Linked DNA regions of Mus musculus: region 1 is linked to region 2. A link is a loop called in an ENCODE intact Hi-C map of the cell type or tissue named here. Cell type or tissue: left cerebral cortex. All regions are shown on one strand. Links, peaks and the distances in the headings refer to the core of each region. The heading gives the core; the rest is flanking DNA. Region 1 overlaps Gm31829 (a long non-coding RNA gene). Region 2 has its middle 23 kb from the start of Gm46376.

What was found. A loop is a pair of places that touch in the nucleus more often than their neighbours do. Peaks named below come from ENCODE experiments on the same cell type or tissue, not always from the same donor. Only the 100,000 strongest peaks of a DNase experiment are listed, where the experiment ranks them.
Region 1: a loop joins it to region 2, with 5 times the contacts of the local background. A loop is called at or near these places in 12 of 42 quality-filtered maps.

What each region holds. Positions count from the first base shown.
Region 1 is chr12:105,070,167-105,077,752 of GRCm38, reverse strand. All of the region lies in intron 2 of Gm31829 (a long non-coding RNA gene), which reads left to right. Among named protein-coding and RNA genes, the nearest start is that of Gm31884, 26 kb to the right of the region's middle. In left cerebral cortex, for the core only: a CTCF peak has its summit at 3,897; a DNase peak (open chromatin) is centred at 3,893.
Region 2 is chr12:105,423,647-105,431,232 of GRCm38, reverse strand. No RefSeq gene overlaps it. Among named protein-coding and RNA genes, the nearest start is that of Gm46376, 23 kb to the right of the region's middle. In left cerebral cortex, for the core only: a CTCF peak has its summit at 3,620 (motif pointing right); DNase peaks (open chromatin) are centred at 3,663 and 4,494.

The DNA of each region.
Region 1 (7,586 bases), core at 1,744-6,743, 350 kb after region 2:
GAAATGGCCGCCACCTTTCCTCAAAGGATAAGGCACCAAGTTCTAAGCTGAACGATTCTTCCCAGCAAACTTTTTTTTCAAAGACAAAAGGGCATCAAGGTAGGTAGCAGGGACTTGGGAATCTTACCTGTTTGCGGAGTAGACACTTAAGCTCTTGAAGTCTCTGACAAAAGCCACTGATCTAAACCAGGTATGGTAGCTCACACCTTTAATCCCAGCATTCTGCCGGGCAGAGGCAAGGATGGATCTTCTTGAGTTCCAGGCCAGCCTGGCCTAAGACCAGTTGCCAGTGAGACTTTGTATCAACAAAACAAAACAAACAAACAAAACCAACCAATCTTCCACCTGGGAAGTATTTAAATACACAATAGACAGGAAATGCCTGGCTCTGCAGAGCCTCATTGTATTCAGAGGTCTTTGTTATTTTGTTTTGTTGGCAGAGACTGGGTTTTAATCTGCATGTGCTATCTATCTATCTATCTATCTATCTATCTATCTATCTATCTATCTATTATCTATGTATCTATGTATGTATGTATGTATGTATGTATGTATGTATGTATCTATCTATCTATCTATCTATCTATCTATCTATCTATCTATGTGTATACACACACACACACACACACACACACACACACATCCTCTTTGGCCCAGAACTAAAGCAAGTCTGCTTCCTTTCAGGACATCTCAGATCAGCCTTATTTGAGTGAAGACAAAACAGAAATGCCGGTTCCTGCCTATTTTAAAGGCCTCCCTAGAGCACAGCATGCCTTTCCATGTCATGTCATTGAAAGCAAGTCTTCACTCTCAGACTGAGTCTCAGCCGGCGTCTCTCCCTGCTCTGTCCTGCACCACTTTTGACCACTCTGGGTCTTCCTCTGTCCCAGGCCTCAGAAGGTGCCTCTCTCTGCCAACAGCTCACTCCTTTCACAGTAAGTGAAAGATCCTGTAGCCCAGCCCTGTATGTGCAGATCTTGCCCCATCTTCCAGACTATCTTCCTAGATTCCTAGAACACTTGTCCTTTTTGTTTTGCAAGTTGAGAGGACTCCACCTTCAAGTGAGCCCTGGGTTGGAATTCACCAGCTACGTGGCCTTAGGCAAATGGCTTGACCTCTCTGGGCAGACATTCTGCTATATACAGATAAACAACTTTAATTTGTAGAGCCATTGGGAATATTCAGTGACGAGCCTCGCACACAGGGCTCTTGGCTTTTTCCTCCCACTGGGCAGGCATCTCTGCCTGCTCCATCTTACATCGACTTCTCAGGGCTTCTCTGGCAAGTCCTTAGCTTGTCCTTCACACTGAAAACAATTGATTTGTCAGCTATTTGCCAGGGACTTTCCAAGGGCCTTCGGGAACAGGAGCGATAGGCTGGGACTAAAGCAGCTACAGATTCCTGTGCTGGTGTGTGTGTGTGTGTGTGTGTGTGTGTGTGTGTGTGTGTGTGTGTGAAGCTGGAAAACACAACATAAATAAAAAATATAAAAAGCTACTGTTTTATATGCTAGGATGAGGATAAATGCTGTCAAGAAAAAGAAGAAAACAGGGATAAAAAAATGGAGGAGACAGCTACAACAGCAGCAGGCTCAGTGGAGAACCGTCAAGAGCAACCAAAAAAAGAGCCGATTGTATCTCTTTGTTGGATGAATAAGTGAGGGAACAAAGGAAGTGAGAACCAGGTCTTATTTATTTCTTAGGGAAAATGTCTCGACAGCAAGACCCTGACATTTAATGAGATTTCTACCAAACCCAGATGATATCTAATTAATGGGAGGGAGGGGGAATTTGCAAAGTTTTGGTCCTGGAAGCCTATGGCTTCTTATAAAGAATGACATTCGGGATGTGGGAAGAAGTGGGGCGTGGGGGGGGGGGCTTCAGTCTGCAGGGGAAGTTTTAATTGACTTCCTGTGTAACTGATATTTATAAATTGCATCTGACAAGAGAAATCTGTTTGCTTAGCCATTAATTTCTCCAGCTAATTCCGCTATGAGTTTGCAAGACTTCCAGCACAGGCGGTGTGGCTGGTGCTTAGACCTCAGACAGACAAGGGGCTGGAGGCAAGAAGGAGGGGCTGGCATGGTGCGTGGGGGCGGGGGTTGGCTGAGGAGAATGCTTTTATCTACAAGGCTCCAGAAGATGGGCTGAATTTTAGCCATCTGGTGTCTGTGCCCTCCGGTGCTCCCTCACCATAGAGAAGAACACTGTAGAGAGACCGGGAGGTAGCTTTTCCTATGGCCAATAAGTCTAGCATCCCCAGGAGGTCACAGAGGTCCAGTCTCAGCCTCATTTCCTAGATGAGGCTGCTGAGGCTCAGAGAAAGCAAGTGATCCCCCAAATATTGTCACAAGCTAAGGGTCTCCTTAATTCAGGGTCCCCAACAGACCTGTGAGATGTCTCAAGACCTTGGGAATCTACAAGGCCATTAAACACCTCCCCGCTCCCCACATCCAAAGAACAGCCTGGAGTTAACCACAAGGATGGGGGAAATATCTTATCTCAGATGGGCCGTCTTTGTGGGGCAGCCTTAGATGGTGTTTGGGTATTTCAATCTGTGGTTTAATGTTCATGACACCGGAATACAACCCACTGACCACCTAGACACACTCTAGTCAGAACCAACCCATGGAGCATCCCTAGCACCCACCTAACCTTACTTAAAACTCCCCAAGTCACCTATAAAAAGACTTGTCTAAGGTCGCCATTCTAATGGTTGACCTGCACACGCTGGTAACTTCTGCAGAATAAACGCTCTTTGCCTTTGCATACGATTTGAATCTGGGGTCTTCCTTCAGCAATTATTGAACCCGAACGCCAGTATAAAAACCAGGCTCATAGCGAATGTTAATAGATGAGCGAATGAACAAGAAGTCTCACCCCAACATCACGGTCTCTCCGTTTCAAAGGCTGGTTAGAGACGTCCCCATTCAGCTACCGCCCAGCAGGCTCAGCCTCAGATCCACTTTACTAGATGCCCAGGCCAGTTCATTCAGCCCAAGTTGGTGGACTCTAGCCCAAGGGGACATGGTGGAGAGGAGGTCTCTCTAGTGTAGTGTGCATCCTAAGCAGGGGACCAGCCCTTGTGCACAGGACATTAATACTGCCTCGTTCAGCAATAGAGGGTGCCATGAAGTGCAGTGACTGGGTCCCTGTGGGACCAGTACCTGTCAGAGAGCCACATGTGGGCAGAAAGTGGGAGAGATTCGGATGCTGACCTTAACTGTGTGAGATCACCCAGCTGTCCCTGGGAACCAATTCTGCTCTACAAACCTGCAGGAAGCGGGACCCAAGGTGAGCCTAGAAGGATGGGCGATTATCTGGGTAAAAAGGAGGGAGAGTGGGAACATACCCGGGACAGCAGGGGAAAGGCCCAAGACGGCCAGAAAGGGCCACCAGGGAAAGGGGCTGGTAAATGTGTTGCTGAGGTCTGGGGCTCTAACGGGGCCGAGAAGTGAGGGACAGAAAAGTAAAGAGGAGAGCCCAGCCTTTGGGACGGGCTAGGCTGTGACTCTAACCTGTGAGGGCCGCAGGGAGCCCCAAGGAAGATTTTTAAGTGCCTTCACTGTTTATTTTAAATAGGGTCTCCTGTATACAAGGCTGGCCTGGAACTCGATAGGACGTTGACGATGACCTTAGCCACCTGATCTTCCTACCTCGGCCTCCTAAGCTGCACCTTAGAAAAGGCAGTGTACAGCTGTGTAGAAAAGAGACCGGGAGACAGAGGGCAGGGAGGCTGGGGGACTCTGCTCTCAGCAGCTCAGCCTCACGCGTGCTAGCGGCTACTATCCCCAGCCAAGAGCTGTGGAGTCCCTGGTAGGGTCCGAGCTCCAGAGCCTTTGGACTCTGGGCTATCCAGTGAGAAAGCACTGAGCTATCTGCTCTCTTCTGTCCCCTAGTGTACTGTCCTAGCAACTACAACTCCTTGTGGTCCTCGAAGGCTTTCCTCTATCTAGATCCCTAATTTTATCCAACTCTTCTATAAAACACGAAATAACAGGAGCTCCGAGCTTTGCAGAACACCTGGTGTCTGTTTCAACTGCTCAAATCTGGCGTTGCAATGCAAAGCTGAAATACAAATGGACGACTGTAGCTGTGCTCTGATAAAGTTTCATTTACACATTGAGATTTGAATTGGTAGACAATTTTCCCAGCTCACGAAGTATAAAAGTATCATTTGTCTTTTGGTTTTTAGTCGTTTAAGAATGCAGAAAGTTTAACAACAGCAGAAAGGCGGATTACTGAGAAGAAAAATGAGCAAAATTAGCTGGGTATGGTTGCATATGCTATAACTGCAGCACTCGAGAACTGGGGACAGGAAGATAAGGAGTTGGAGACCAGCCTGGGCTACAGGAGACCCTGTCTCAAAGTCAAGCAGATAGAGAGAAGATGATAGATAGATACATAGATAGATAGATAGATAGATAGATAGATAGATAGATAGATAGCAAATGATTTGAAAATGTTGATTTATTTTTTTTCTCTATTTCAAGAATAACACAAGGGCCGGACGTGGTGGCACACACCTTTAATCCCAGCACTCGGGAGGCAGAGGCAGGTGGATTTCTGAGTTCGAGGTCAGCCTGGTCTACAAAGTGAGTTCCAGGTCAGCCAGGGCTACACAGAGAAACCCTATCTCCAAAAACAAAACAAACAAACAAAAAATAATAACACAGGGAAGGAACCAAAAAAGAAAAACCATCTCAGCCTCTGTAACAGTTTGGAAAACTCAGGTCAAAGCTATAAAGAGAGACCACTCCCTGCCTATCCAGATGGCTACTGGAGGTTTCACTTTTGATTAATTTTGGTTGAAAGTCTATTTTATTAGACTTTAGAATGGCTACTCCAGCTTGCCTCTTGGACCCATTTGCTTGGAAAATCTTTCAGCCCTTTACTTTGAGGAAATGTCTATCTTTGGTACTGAGGTGTGCTTCTTGTATGCAGCAGGATGATGGATCCTGTTTTTGCATCCAGTCTATTAGCCTGTTTCTTTTGGCAGGGGGTGGGGGTGGGGTTTGAGACCATTGATGTTGAGAGATAGTACTGAGCAGTAATTGTTATTTCCTGTTATTTTAATGGTGGTGGTGGTGGTGGTGGTGGTGGTGGTGGTGGTGGTGGTGGTAGTAGTAGTAGTAGTAGTAGTAGTAGTAGTGTGTGTATGTGTGTGTGTGTGTGTGTGTGTGTGTGCCTCCCATCTTTTGGTTTTGCTGGTGTGGAATTATTTATTTCCTGTGTTTTCTTGGGTGTAGTTACCCTCCTTGTGTCAGAGTTTTCCTTCCTAGTATCTTCTGTAGGGCTGGATTTGTGCATAGATATTGTCTAAGGTTGGTTTTGTCATAGAATATCTTCTTTTCTCCATTTATGGTGATTGAAAGTTTTACTGGGTTTAGTCGTTTAGTAGTCTGGGCTGACATCTGTGGTCTCTTAGGGTCTGCAAAACATCTTCCCAGACCTTTCTGGGCTTTTAGAGTCTCTATTGAGAAGCTAGGTGTAATTCTGATAGGTCTGTCTTTATATGTTGCTTGGCCTTTTCTCCTGGGGCTTTTAATATTCTTTTTGTTGTTGCTGCTGTTGTTGTTGCTGTGTACATTCAGTGTTTTGATTATTATGTGGTGGGTGTGGTCCAATCTATTTGGTGCTCTGTAAGCTTCTTCTATATTTCTCTTTATTTAGGTTAGGGGAAATTTTCTTCTATGTTTTTGTTGAAAATATTCCCTGGACCTTTTAGCTGGGAGTCTTCTTCTATTCCTATTATTCTTAGATTGGGTCTTCCCACAGTGTCCCAGATTTCCTGGATGTTTTGGGTCAGGAACTACTTTTTAGGTTTTGCACTTTGTTGACCGATGTATCAATTTCTTCCATTGTATCTTCTACCCCAGAGGATCTCTCTTCCATCTCTTGTATTCGGTTGGCGATGCTTGCATCTGTGGTTAATGTTCTCTTCCCTAAGGTTTTCCATCTCCAGGATTCCCCCAGTTGATGTTTTCTTTATTGCTTCCATTTCCATTTTCGGGTAGTGAACAGTTTCATTCAATTCCTTCACCTGTTTGATTTTATTTCTGTATCTCTCCAAGGGATTTATTCATTTCCTCTTTAAAGGCCTCTACTCTTCATAAGACTGCGTTTAAGGTCATTTTCTTGTGCTTCAGATCTGTCAGGATATACGGGGCTTGCTGCAGTAGGATAGCAGGGCTCTGATGGCCCCATATTGCCCTGGCTGTTGTGTTTTTACACTGGCCTTTGCATCTGAGTTTTGCAGTTGTTATAGGTTTAGATGCAGATTTCCGAGTTTATCTTTGTTGGGTGTGTGGTCTTTGGATTTTTTTTCCCCCTGGGTTTCTGTTTCCTCTCTGTCTACTGGCCCGAGTGGCCTGGAGTTCTAGTGACTAGCTAGTGTTCAGGTCCAGATCTCCTCTGTTGTAGCCTGCATGGCCCCTGAGTGTGACCTTTACCTCTGGGGTCCCTGGTGCCTCAGGAAAACAAGCCAGGTGGTAGGTTGGAAATTGGAGCTTAGTGGGTGTGTTTATGGGAATATGGCTGGCTAGGGCCTAGTTGTCCTTGATGACTGCAGGCCTCTGGGAATGCAGAGAGTTGTGGGGTAGAAAATGGAGCGCAGGGTATGGGGTGCAGTTTGCTGCTGTTGGGGGTGCTTTTGGGGGAATTGGCAGGTAGGGGTCTGGGGGCTTACCTGATGTGCCTGTGTCTGGTAGCACTCCAGAAAACAGTCAGAGTTGTGGGGCCAGAAATGGAGCGCAGGGTATGGGGTGAAGTTTACCGCTATTGGGTGTGCTTTCAGGCAAGTTGTGGGCAGGCCTGGATGGCTACTACAAAGAAAAGAAAAACGTGTTGACCAGGACCTGGGAAGATAGGAACCTCAAGGACTGTGAAACTGAGCAGCAGCGCAGTGGCTGTGGAGTGTATTTGTAGAGTTTTTTTTGTGGAGTTAAATTGTTCCCGTTTCCTTCCTGTTGCTGTAAAAAACACTGTGACCAAGGCTGCTTAGAGGGGGAGGGGCTTAGTGAGCTTACACTTCCAAGACCCGTTCTGACATGAGGGAAATCAAGACAGTCTTCCCTCATACTCTTCAGTGGGCTCCATCCTCTGCCTCTAAGATGAACCCCTGGGAGCTGTCCTTCCTTTCTCTCACTCTCTGCCACACTGGCCAGTGAGAAAAGCGACTAATACACTCGTGTAAAGAGAGGCCAAGATTTGCACTAATGTACAGACATGATTATCTAGTCCTACGTGTTCACTACCAGGCAAGCATTCAGGTAACTATAGCAACCTCCTAAGAAATCACCAAGCACTTATAAATTTCTGACCCCCAAAACTGTGAGTGGTACTTAAAGTGTTTCTTGCTGTTTAAAGCCACTATATTTGGTGGCTAACTTGTTACACGGCGGTAGCTAACCAATACAGTAAATAAACAATGCAACCTAAGGCATGGTTCCTGGATAGACACCTCTTCCAGTTGTAAAGGCCAAACAGGACAGCAGACGTGAAGAGCTTTGTGCGGACTGACGGGCAGCAGGAGTGACAAAGTCATGGCTCTCACAGTCCGAGGTGGCTTGCTTGTCACGTATGTAG
Region 2 (7,586 bases), core at 1,618-6,617:
GCCCACAGTGACACACCTACTCCAACAAACCCATGTCTCCAAATAATGCCACTCCCTTGGCCAAGCATATTCAAGCCACCATATTCTCTGTCTCAAAAAGTAAGGAAGGCCCCCAATGTTGACCTCTGACCCACTCATGCACGTACACACACACACACACACACACACACACACACACACCTACAGGAAGACTGTAGTTGGTATAGGAGAAGGAAGGGATATGCTATGAGGACCAAGTCAGAAGTCTGTTAAGGAAGGGGTTTGGGTCTCAGCTATAGCTCACCACAGAGAGGAGGGCAGGACAGAGGCACTCCCACAAGCTGACACAGTCGGGGAGGCAGGTGTCATGATCTAGACTGTTCCAGGCTCCTGTACACTGCGTAAGGGCATGGTGCATGGTGTTGGAGAAGAGTCCAGAATCACAGGCTAAGTAAGAATGTGAAGGCTCTTGAGTGTGTGGAGGAAGATGGGCACAGGCCACCCAGCTAGAAAATGTCTTAATAGTCCTGTAGGTTGGAATCAGACAGACACAAGAGCCGGAAGCTTCATTGCTCTTGTCTAGACTATCAATTTTCTGTACATACAAAGAGGAGACATTCAAGGTTCCGGACTTGCCATACTTAGCAATAGCTCTCCAAACACTTCCATGACACTGGCATATGAAGTATATGCCACCGTCAAGAAAAGTCCCACACACCAGCAATGGGATGCCTAGTTCTCCGGCATCCATCGTAAGGTGTGGCTTCGTTCATAGGCCTGGATATGCAAAAGGTTCCCAGTGAAATGAAGCTTGTCGGAATGAAGGGTGAGAATGAGTTCGGATGGGAAACTGTCATGTTACTAAAGACACATTTAAAAGTTTATAATTAAGAATGTGGGAGAAGAACAAACCTTCAGGTCATAATATACTTGAAAGTTACCGGCTCAGATAGCGTCTGCCTTTGTCCAGTGTCTATGACTGATAACACAGCACCACAGTCTGGTACACTAAAATAGGAAAGGTCTCTCTTCTGGCTTACAGGTTTAAGCCAGAGTCAAAGAGCCACAGCCAGTGGTAGCTTCTTTGTTGCTGGCAGGGTCCCAAGGTGGCTCTGGGCAGCATGTGCAAGAGACCAGGAGTGTACTTGTATCTGAATGTCTCCCATAGTCTCTCTGTCTTCTTAGATCATCACTCATTCATCATTGAACTCTGTCCTGATCCCTCCCCTAATCAAATATCCACCCCCTATGCTGCTGTTGTGTAGCAATTTTCTCTGACTGGAAGCATTCCATCCTGGTGAAGACCCAGGAAAGGGAGCTCATTAAGACTCTGGAAGTAAACAACTCAAAAGTCTCAAAAAAGTCCCTAAAACTTAACAGATGCACACAGCTCTTCTTTCGTCAGCAGTAAGGATGGCTGGGGTGGGAGTGGGGGCACTCTTGGACCTGTCAGGCTGCCTGCAAGTCATGTGGAGATCTCTGGGTTCCAGCTTTCATGAGTTCTAGCTGATACTGGGGTGAGCCTTGATGATGCAATAGCCTTCAATGGTCTATGCTTCTGTAAGTAACCCCAATAAATTCATTGGTTTGCCAAGTTGGACTTTGGTGGCATATGTGTACTTTGGTCTGTTATTGTTTCTCACTGAGGTGAGCATATGTTTGTTCCTGTCACCCAAGGAATAGCACCTTGTCTGAACACTACAGTCAGATCAGTGTCTCCTCCTCTGAGTAGCTCACAGAGGGAGTTTAATTCCAGTATATATTTATATTTGGGAGACTCACCAAACATTCAAATCATAGTAGGATATTATTCAAACTCATGCTTTTAAAATATTTTATCAGCATATATTTGATTATACATAAAATTATTTCAATAACTAGGCTGTGCTTAAGTACGTCTAAAATAACTTGGTGTGAGACTCCTGAAGTTTGAGCTGATAGCAGCTACTGAGTCTGCACTGAACTGCACTCCTGCCTTCCACAGTTCATCTCTCTGCTGCCCACAAGGGTCGCAGAAATCCCCTCAGGGAATATTTTACATTCAAATCGTAAGGTCTCCCAAACTGTCATATCCAATGGCTGGGGCGTATGGTGGCAGAGAGATCCAAACCCTTGACCTTAACTCTGAACAGCTGAAGAGCCAATCTCAGCCTCTTTCAATCCCATTGCATTCTTCTGAGAACTGAAGTCCCCACTGGGGTGGGTTGGGACCCCGCCTGTGGTAGAGATTTTGCAAAGCCAAATGATGAACTTCATGGTTAAGGAGAGTTAAATCACTGTAGACCAGAGACCAGATTATCATGGACTATTTCTCACCCCCAGGGCAAGCCTTTATTCTCCAGCCTGCTGTGTCTCTCTGTCTGACCCAACACACTAAGACTATTGAAGGAAAAAACAAAAAAATAAAAATAAAAACAAACAAACAAAAAAACCCCGAAAACTTTGCAATGTACTCTTAGGAAGCCACTTGCCTGCGCCAGTCCACAGGCTCAGACTGTCAGTGGGCGGAAGCTGAGGTTATAACAGAGACTTGGCTCCCATTTTGCTTACCTGATGACTGTACCCATGTATCTACCAAATGCTTGGTTCATGGCTCCATTTGCTCCTTTACGATAAAAACTCACGCCAGACCATGGGATCTGAATTATCTAGGGCTGTGTTCTTAAGGCCATGGCCATTCATATTTGGCTCCAGAATAAGCGATCCCTTATTCCTGTTGATGTGAGAGCCATGTTTTTGTGTTGGTGTTATGTTTGCTCCCTCGCTCACGTCACCTAGAGAGCCCACCCTAACGCATCTCTGCACACACACTGCCCTGCCATCCTGATCCAGTATAACAGTCATGAAGGGGTGTGTGTGTGTGTGTGTGTGTGTGTGCTGTGTCTTCCCTCTTGTTGCGTCTACATCTATGTTCCAATGTGACATCTCCACGCCTCTCAGCATTTCACATTTTTTAAAAAAGATTTATTTACTTATTATACGTAAGTACACTGTAGCTGTCTTTAGACACTCCAGAAGAAGGCATCAGATCTCATTACGGACGGCTGTGTGAGCCACCATGTGTTGCTGGGATTTGAACTCAGGACCTTCGGAAGAACAGTCAGTGCTCTTAACCGCTGAGCCATCTCTCCAGCCCCAGCATTTCACATTTAAACTATAGTATCTCTGTAACTCTCACACCCAATACCTGAACTTCATAGTAGCACAAAAATCCCTTGACTATAACTCCTTTTCAAGCACGAAGCTACAGTGCATCTCTGGCTGATTTTCCCTTGCTTTTTTCAACATTCCGTGTTTCCACGTAACTCTCAAGCTCTCTTGTGATTTCTGATGAAGCTTAATTCTAATTAACCACTTCCCTTCACAGTTAACTGCTGGCATTTATGACCAAATGGCTTTAGAAGGCATGCACTTTGAAGTAGAAGTGGCTTATGCTGGACTGTCCCATTTCCTGAGTGTCTAGCTTTTTGACACTGTGACATGGCACTGTCATCCACAAAGTTCACACGCTAGAAATGTACAACATCACGTCATAAGGGATGTTGACAGCTTTGTACTGGGCTGCACTGGTAGCCTTCCTGAGTTGTGTGCCGTGGCTAGGGTTGGACATACAAGACCCCTTCTGCAAGCTTGGCAAGGCTTTAGCCAGCAGGTGGCTCTGGTGCCTAACAGATAGTCCTTACTAATTGCGGAAGTTCCCTAGTTTGAACAAGCTGAGCTTTGCGGTTGGAAGAGCTCCAGGCTGGCTGGGGAGGTGTGGTAATGTGTGAGCAGGGGCGAGGAGGGAGGGTGTCCTTTTGCTGAGGACAGTGTGGAGAGAGATTTGGGGTGTCTACAGGGCCTGCTCTGAAAGGAGATGGAATTCCACTCTGGGGCAAACCCAAACTAAATAAATTTTAAGAAATGGTGAATTTCCTCTCACAGGAAAGGCTCCGAGGAAGCCCCGGAATGTTCCTATTAGCTTTCCATAGAAACAGCCGTCTGAGGAGCAGGGCCACCCAGGGGCTCTCTATATGAGCTACTGTGGTTGAAAGCCCTTTTAAAATTACCAAGTATTTAGTGCTCTCTCTATTGTGATGGTCCCAGCTTCATGATGGAGGTGCTCTTCAGTGCTATGCTTTGAGGCTCGTGTGTGTGTGTGTGTGTGTGTGTGTGTGTGTGTGTGTGTGTGTGTGTATGGGGGGGGGGTCTTCCCTGTCCCCAGATCTCTCTGGCCACGACAACTACATTGCCATCCCTACAGATTTGTCCACTGCCTCCCAAGAGTGCTTTATCTAGGTGGGTGCTCTATCAGCTGGCAGATGTTGGTCCTGATAGTCAGCCGACAGCCCCAAGTGATAGTCCTGTGGGGTGTAGCAGTGTAGACAAGAGGACTAGCCTAGCTTCTCGACCCTGCTCCACCACAAGCATGCAGTGAGCTTCTCCCTGAGAGGGCCCTGCCTGTGAGTGAAGGCAGGGTGCAGGCTGAGCCCTTGATTTCCCAGGAGCCGTGAGTCATGAGGCTAGAAATGAGACGGTGGCCTGAACTTCACCAAGCGCAACTGGCTTCTGTCTTATGAGCCAGAGTGAGTTGAGTCACACGTAGCAACTGTCTCTTCAGAACCTACTGTACCAGGAGCTCTAAGAAGACTCTCAACCTGGCTTTCAGGTTACAGAGGCCAGGGATTCTAATGCCTGGTTCCTCTCCTGCGCCTCTCACAAGTCTAAGCACCATCTGGCTCCTTCCTGACACCTCCTTATGGACCCTTTTCTCTGACAGTGCCGCCAGCAAATTAAAATAAATTCAAACATCATCATTATTACTACCACCACCACCACCACCACTACCACCTTCTTCTTCTTCTTCTTCTTCTTCTTCTTCTTCTTCTTCTTCTTCTTCTTCTTCTTCTTCTTCTTCTTCTTCTTCTTCTTCTTCTTCTTCTCCTCCTCCTCCTCCTCCTCCTCCTCCTCCTCCTCCTCCTCCTCTTCCTCCTCCTCCTCCTCCTCCTCCTCCTCCTCCTCCTCCTTCTTCTTCTTCTTCTTCTTCTTCTTCTTCTTCTTCTTCTTCTTCTTCTTCTTCTTCTTCTTCTTCTTCCTAGCACTCAGTGATATTTGACTGGGTAGCTCCAGCATTGTGGGGTTTGGGCTCCATTGAGGGGTCCCTGGAGCAGCCTTGCTTTTACAATTAAAACATGGAACAGAGCAAAGGAGTTGTTTAACTGGTCACAGTGTAAACTCTCACTTTTTGTGGACCCCTGGTAGGAAGGACAAAACACGGATCCGGCTCTCATCTGGCTGTGAGTTCAGTTTCCCTCTGAGGTCTGAGTGAGGTCTGCGTTTGGCTAGATGAGGGCACAGGATGTCATAGCTCCATCTGCCTATGCATGGATGCTTTAGTGAAGGCTGGACCATTGCCTCCTTGGAATGTTCACACGGTGCCTCCTCTTGCCAGGACTCTGCCTGTGTGTGCCTTCCTTCTCCCGAGTGCTGATTGCTGCACCAGACACAACCAATCTCCTCCTCAGGAAACCCAGGACTTCCTGTTTTGTGTTGAATTTGAGCTGTCACCTCCTCCTGGAAGCCTCTCTGGACTTATCTGTTTTCAGGATTCATTGAAGTCCAGCCTTCAACCATGTCACCCACTGTTTCCAGGGCCCTTGTGTGACTAAGCCTTTCATCCCATGGTTTTGAAAGTACCACTGTTGTGTCTATAAGAGTATCCTTAGGGTCTAACCCAGGGAGACCAGGACTTTTCAAGTGCTTTCTAGATGATGCTGTGTGTGCCTTGCCTGCAGTGTTCCTGGGAAGAAATGGCTCAGTATACAGCAGTAGAGTCTAGGAGAATAGGCAGCAGATGGCCAGCCCTGATGAGGATGAAAGAGGTTCTTCCTGGATGCTGGCGAATCCTGCAGGACATCTCGGGGACACTTGTGCTAGAGGATAGATCAGGGAAGACCACACAGCAGGAAATGAGAAGAAAAAGCTGTGTGTGTGTGTGTGTGTGTGTGTGTGAGAGAGAGAGAGAGAGAGAGAGAGAGAGAGAGAGAGACCTGGTTACCTGGATGTTTGTGTGTTTTATGTTTGCCAGAGATTAGCCATGACCACTTGGATGGACCAGCTCCAGGATGACACACTTCATGCCATTTGCTGGTTTGATCCCTAGAACCCAAATAAAAAATTGGGGCATGGTGGGGTGCATCTGTATTCCCAGCACTTGGGAGGCAGAGACAGGCGAATCCCTAGAGCTTGTTGGCACCACAGTCAAGCTTCATTGGTGAGTTCTAGGTCAGTGAGACAAACAGACAAAAGTGGTGGGTAATGCCTAATGAATGTCACCAGAATTTGTCTTCTAGTCTACATACACACATATACATACACACATACACACACATACACACACATATACACACACATACACACACATACACATATATGCACACATAAACACACTCTCACATACTCACATACCTACACATACATACACACATATATAGACACACACACACACACATATATATATACATATATATATACACAAACATAACACATACAGACACATATACGCACACATACAGACACATATACACACTCATAAACACACAAATACACACATATACACACATACATACAAACATACATACATATATACACATATACCCACATGCACACACACATACACACACACTTACACATACATATGCACACATATACATACATGCACAAACATGCATGCAGAAACACATGCATGCACACACATGCACACACACACATATATGTGCACACACACACACACACACACACACTCACATAGAGTGATACCCACCAACAATAGGTTTCCAAGACCTGCCCTAGACATGCCATTTCCACAAGGATGTGGTCCATCTCTTGAGTAGCCATGGCAACAGTTCCACTATGTGCTGCTAGTTCACAACAACATGAATTAACATATCTCTGTCTGAAGTGCTTTTCACTTGACCATGAGGAGAGCAAGGCTCCACATCCAGTCTGGTTGTCTGTTTCAGTAAGATAATTAGTACATGCTGTCACAGCAAACTCAGCCTGCAAGTGTGTGGCTTGTGTGACTGATGTGCAGGTATGAACAGCCAAGATCTGTGTTTGCTTGCATTCAACGGGAACACACTGGGAAGGACAGCTGTAAATGGAAGCCTTACTGGAGATTCTTCGTGGAGGATACACCTGTACGGAAGCGAGGGAGGAAGGTGTGGTCACGTGAAGGAGCATTCGAATGTTGGTCTCCCATTAGTGACACTGTTTGGGCAAGTTCAGGAGGTGTGGCTTGCAGGAGGAAATATGTAACTTGGGGGGTGGGGCATGTTGAGGTTTCATGCATCTTTCCCAGTGTGGGCTCTCTACTTCCTGTTTGTGGTTTGAGAGGTGAGCTTTCAGCCACTTCTCCAGCCACCTGCTGTCTGCTGTCCCTGCTCCGCCATCTTGGTCCATTATCCCTCTGGGACCATAAGCCCTTTCTCATCTAAGTTGGCTTAATCATGGCATCTTCTCATCACAATAGAAAAGTAATGAAGACAGCCCCAGGCAGGGGAGAAGCCAACTTCAGTGTGTTTGCTGTGAGGCCTTGGCCAGGCTTATGGAGATCTCTGGAGCTGGGA